Linked DNA regions of Homo sapiens: region 1 is linked to region 2. A link is a contact called in ENCODE Hi-C data. All regions are on one chromosome and are shown on one strand. The core of a region is the stretch at or near the end of the contact, and the rest is flanking DNA. Distances in the headings are between cores, read along the strand shown. Region 1 overlaps DMD (dystrophin). Region 2 holds the start of GK-AS1 (GK antisense RNA 1).

The links. Hi-C counts contacts between places; a loop is a spot of excess contacts on that map. Pooled maps may share reads with other maps.
Region 1: a loop to region 2 is called in a map with no recorded cell type, with 3 times the contacts of the local background. The contact joins the enhancer-like site here to the promoter of GK-AS1 in region 2. A Hi-C loop is called at or near these places in 8 of 37 single-sample maps with no recorded cell type and 5 of 50 pooled maps.

The regions. Positions count from the first base shown.
Region 1 is chrX:31,220,026-31,223,052 of GRCh38, reverse strand. DMD (dystrophin) reads left to right here. Exons shown (of 79, transcript NM_004006.3): 64 at 1-6. Among named protein-coding and RNA genes, the nearest start is that of FTHL17, 150 kb to the right of the region's middle. Within about 2 kb of position 1,677, at least 4 of the 41 ENCODE cell types and tissues checked have a DNase peak (open chromatin) inside an H3K27ac peak, as active enhancers do.
Region 2 is chrX:30,716,664-30,719,363 of GRCh38, reverse strand. It overlaps GK-AS1 (GK antisense RNA 1), which reads left to right and starts at 1,265. Exons shown (of 1, transcript NR_046603.1): 1 at 1,265-2,700. GK (glycerol kinase) reads right to left here. Exons shown (of 21, transcript NM_001205019.2): 14 at 748-826.

The sequences.
Region 1 (3,027 bases), core at 428-2,927, 500 kb before region 2:
TTTGCTGTAAGTATTGGCCAGTATTTGAAGATCTTGATACTATGTCTTTGCTTAGAATAAAAAGTAGGTTGGGTACATTTTTACTTAGAGAGGGGAGAAACAGCTGTCACAATTCCTGTTGCAATGTATAATTCATTCTTTAATGTATCCTTGGCCTAGAGTTTGCCTAGAATGTTTTGTTTTATTTTTAGAATCATTCCTGTCACCATTCCTCAGCTACTGATGTTGAATTAAGATATTGAGAATTTTTATTTTCCAACTACTGGCATTGGCATCGGCATCCATAATTACCTTTGTGAAACTTGCACAATCCTTGTTCTACCTTTGTTTTTTTTTCTTTTTACAAAATGTACTTAGTATTAGAAGACTATGACTATCTGATCTAAACCAAACTTCATAGACATGTGTGGTTTATTAGCTTGAATGCTAACGTGCAGATGAATGAAGTGGTAGAGGAAAAATGACAGAATTGCTTTCCTCCTTTTTTATCATACATCTGTGGAAAAATCCTGAAGTGTTACACAGCTCTATCATGTCATCAAATAGTTTATGTATAACTCTACTATTGTCTGAGGGTCTGTGTGCATTGATGATATGCCCATGAAACAGGCACAGTTTCTTTTTCTTTTTTTCTGTTTTTTTTTTTTTTTTTTTTTTTTTGAGATGGAGTCTTGCTCTGTTGCCCAGGCTGGAGTGCAGTGGAGTGGCGCAATATGGGCTCACTGCAACCTCCACCTCCCAGGTTCAAGTGATTCTCCTGCGTCAGCCTCCCAGGTAGCTGGGATTACAGGCATGCCCCACCATGCCCGGCTAATTTTTGTTTTTTGTTTGTTTGTTTGTTTGTTTTGTTTTTTTTTGAGACAGAGTCTCGCTCTGTCACCCTGGCTGGAGTGCAGTGGCGCGTTCTAGGCTCACTGCAGACTCCACCTCCCGGGTTCACGCCATTCTCCTGGCTCAGCCTCCGGAGTAGCTGGGACTACAGGCACCCACCACCACGCCTGGCTAATTTTGTTTTTGTAATTTTAGTAGAGGCGGGGTTTCACCGTGTTAGCCAGGATGGTCTCGATCTCCTGACCTTGTGATCCGCCCTCCTCGGCCTCCCAAAGTGCTGGGATTACAGGCATGAGCCACCACGCCCGGCCTAATTTTTGTATTTTTTAATAGAGACGGGGTTTCACCATGTTGGTCAGGCTGGTCTCGAACTCCTGACCTCAGGTGATTCACCCGCCTCAGCCTCCCAAAGTGCTGGGATTACAGGCGTGAGCCAATGCGCCCGGCCCAACAGGCACAGTTTCTGCTCTGATGGAACTTACAGTCTAACAAGGGATAACCAGGATGTTCATGAAATTTGTAGACATAAGCAAATATATGTATAATGTATTAAGAATGTCTACAGTTGGTTAAAAAAATAAAGTGATCTTGTCTCTATTTCCAAGACCATTTCAATGTCATATATTTAGTTGTGCAACAGTGGGACAATGGGGTACTATGTGAACAGCTAACTGTGTGGAATGAGATTCAAAGAATGTTTGTTTGAAGAGGTGATGTCTAAGCTAGGTAACTCTAGAAGAGTAAGCAGCTCTCTCTCTAGGAAGAGCGTTCTAGTCAGAAAGAAGAGCATGTGCTGAAGGGCCCAGAGAAAGCATGACACATTCAGGAACTGAAAATATGTCAGTATGGCTAAAGCACAGAATTCCAGGGGAAAGATCTATTGTGAAATAATAGGCTGGAGAGAGAAGCAGGAAGCAGATTGTGCAAGGTTTTTAAAACCCAAGTTAAGGAATTTAGAGGTCAGGGGATTTGGCCTGGGGGTGACATAATCAGATTGTCGCTTAGAAAGATGATTCTTGCTGTGGAACAGAGTATGGATTGGTGCGATGTGGGAGTGACAGGAGAAAAACCTGTTGCAGTAATCTAAACCAGCAATGTGGTGGCTTGAATTAGCAGAGTAGTAAGGGAGATAAGTGGAGAGAATTTAGAAATATTTAGGAAGTGGATTTGACAGGCCTCAGTGATTCATTTGATGTGGTGCAGGGATGTCCAATCTTTTGGCTTCTCCGGGCCACAGTGGAAGAAGAATTGTCTTGGACCCCACATAAAATACACTAACGCTAACGGTAGCTGATGAGCTAAAAAAAAAAAAAAAAAAAAAAAAATCGCAAAAAAAAAAAAAAATGTTTTAGGAAAGTTTACGAATTCATTTGGGCCTCATTCAAAGCCATCCTGGGCCACAGGTTGGACAAGCTTGATGTGGTGGGTGAAAGGGAGTCAAGGAAGACACTTAGGTGCTTGGCTTGGAATATCAGGTGAATGTGGGACTTGTCTGGTAAGGTTAGACACGGAGCTGTGGTGCTCAGGAGAAATATACAAACAACGTTTAGGGATCATGAGCCTGTAGGTGCTGCTTGTAACGGGGGAGAGGATTGGATAGCTCCAGGAAAGTGTAGCGTGAGAAGGGAAGTTATTTAGGACACAGGATAAGCAACCTACAGAAGGGACTGCAAAGGAATGGCCAGGAGGAAAGAAGGAAAATTCCAAGAGGTTATGATGCCACATGCTCCATGGGAAGAAAGAAAGAACCCGTTACCAGGGTCAGATGTTGCTGGGATGTCAGCATAAAGTTGCGGAAAATGCCCATTGGACTTAGCAACAGGAAGGTCCCTAGTAACTTTGGTGAGATTTTAGAGGCACAGTGGAAGTGGTGTGGTGAGTTCAAAAGTGAACCAAAAGTGGAGAATTAGAGAAGGTATGAATGATTCTTGGAGAAATTTACTTATGAAGGGGAGAAGAGTGGGGTGGTAGCTAGTTGGAGGGGGCTGAGGAGTTAATGGAAATGTATGTACAGTCACGTGTTGCTTAACAATGGGGATATGTTCTAAGAAATGTGTTGTTAGGCAACTTTGTTGTTATGTCAATATAGGAGAGTACTACACAAACTTAGATGGTATAGCCTAGTACACACCTAGGCTGTATGGGATAGCCTATTGCTCCTAGGCTATACACCTGTACAGCACGTGACTGTTCTGA
Region 2 (2,700 bases), core at 16-2,515:
TAAGCATACCTATTTTAAAAATTAGAAAAATTAGGACAGGGGTTTTGGTTTCCAATTCATTGGTAGAGCAAAATGTTGCTAACTACAGTAGTATGCTAGGATCAACAGAAATGAGTTTCTCTCACATTAAATACCCCCCACTAAAATGTAGCCTAGCTCAAGAAATCAAGGAACCAGATTCATTTATTTAAGGTATTTTAGCTCATTTCCACTATTTTTAAGGTTGCTGACTAGGAGATGAAAAAGTGGCCTCTAGTGTGTCCCTAATCAGAAATGTATTTCTGATTGTCTCACCTTCAGGCAAAGTTAAGCAAGTGGATGAAAGAGTGAGTAGGTAAGTTCAAACTAATTATCTATAGACTGAAAACAGCCGTATTAATACTTAAATTATAGGTACCAGAGTTTTAATGCTCACTCTAATCTAAGAGTTAAAGCTCTTTCTCATCAGATAAATTTAACTCAACTTCTCTATCTGCAGGTTCTGGCAATCTCCAGTGTTCAATTTTACACTTGGGTAATTTTTATGCCCTACATTGCCAGTTTATTAACAACCACCACTAATTATGTCAATTCCTTGTTTTATAAATCTTCACAAGATAGTCTTTTGCATAAGTCAAACTCATAATAGGGATCCATATAATTTATGGATCACATTTGGGGCAAAGCATAAGTATTTACTTTGCAGAGATAAAATACTGAAATGTGTCATTTTTCAGATTTTCTAACCTTTTGTTAGAACACACTCACCAATTTCTTCTGAGGTCTTTATAATTCCAAGATTGTCTCTTAGCCAGCGAATAACAGCACCAGCTATAGCTACAGAACCCTAAAGAAAAAAAGGAATTCAAGACAGAATATATTTTATCACTATCCAAGGTTTTTATTGAGCATATTCTGTGTATGACACAATCAGATGGACAGAATTCAGTTTCCATTTTGAGACTCCGACAAATATGTAAACTAGGTCTTCTAATACAAACATAGTTTTATCTAAGTCACTAATAAAAGTTTTTCACGGGATGAGGAAAAGAAGTGAGCTTTCCAGCACACCCTTGGATTTGTCCCCATAGGTGGACATTGATCTTTGATCAGTTTGCTTCTTGAACAATTTTCTGTCTGTTGCTAAGCTACTGAGGTATGTTATCACTTAGAAATATATTGCCATATTGTTCATAAAATTATTGGGAGAGGCCACATTAAAAGTTTTTTCAAGTCTGTTTCCCATATCTAACAGTATAGTAAATCAAGAAAACAAAAAGCAAAGAAGCTAGCTAGTAAGTAATTTTTCTTTAAAACAAAATCACCTAGAGCTGTGGCAATAACAATAAAAACATATTTCAGAGTTGGATAAACTGGCTTTGAGTCCCAGTTCTAGTACTTAATTGCTGTGTAATCTTAGTAACTAATCTAAGTAACTTAGTAAGTTAATCTTAGCAAGTTCATCTAAGTAACTTGCCTAAGTTACTTAGGCTTTCTGAGCCTCCATTTCTTCACCTATAAAATGATGACTATGACAACACTTACCTAAACAAATTACTGTGAGGCTCAATATGAGAATATATGTGAAGGTTCTTACTAAATGTAAATATTGACTTCATTAATTTCTTTAATGTTAAAAAAGTATCAGCCAAATATCACTGACTGATGAATAGATAAAACGCAGTATGTCTACACAATGGAGTATTATTGGACTATGAAAAGGAATGATGTCTTAATACATGCTACAACATGGATGAGCATTGAAAACATTATGCAAAGTGAAAGAAGCCAGGCACAGAAGACGATATATTGTACGATCCCATTCATATGAAATGTCCAGAACAGACAAATCCATAGAGACAGAAAGTAGATTAGTGGTTGCCTGGGCTGGGGGATAGGGGGTGGTTATGGGGTTTCTTTTTGGGGTGGTGACAATGTTCTAAAGTTAGATTGTGGTGATGGTTGTAAAAATCTGTAAATATAGTATTACTATAAACCATTGAACTGTATATTTGAAAAGGGTAAATTGTGTGGAATATGAACTATATCTCAATAAAGCTATTATAAAAAGATCCTGAAGGCAAAAAAAAAAAGAAGTATCAGCACGAACCATTAGGAATACCAAGAAATTTTTTTTAGCTCTGATAGTTCATTCATATAGATTATTAATGTAAATTACTTCCACAGAGTCACTCCAAACCAAACGTCAGGTAATATTAAATGTAGGGACCTGTCCTCAGTTCTATTAACTGAATTACAAATGGTCATGCCTTCTTGTTGTCAGTTGTCAAAATGTAAGTAAACTAGAGAATGAATATGCTGGTATATTCCATCATTCATAGCTTCTATGAGAAGTTACTATGTTACTGCAAAGCTACAGAATGCCACAATTGTTCTGTTTATACATTTTTATATATGTAGACATACATACAGTACTCTGTATCATTACATATATAAAATGGCTTTTTAACCACAGGAAGTATTTGAGGAACAGATCTGGCATAGCTGTGCAAATATGACAAGGCTTTAAAAATGGGACAAAAACAATTCAAGAAATACCTTACAAGGGACTCTAACACAGCTCATTCCCTGCCTAAAATAAGTTGTTGTATTAAGTTTGACACATTTACATATTTAGGTACTTAGTGGGATCATTCAAGAGAACTAAGTAAAATTTTGGTTTAAAGAGATTTAAGATTCAAATTTCCTTTGGAAACAGAC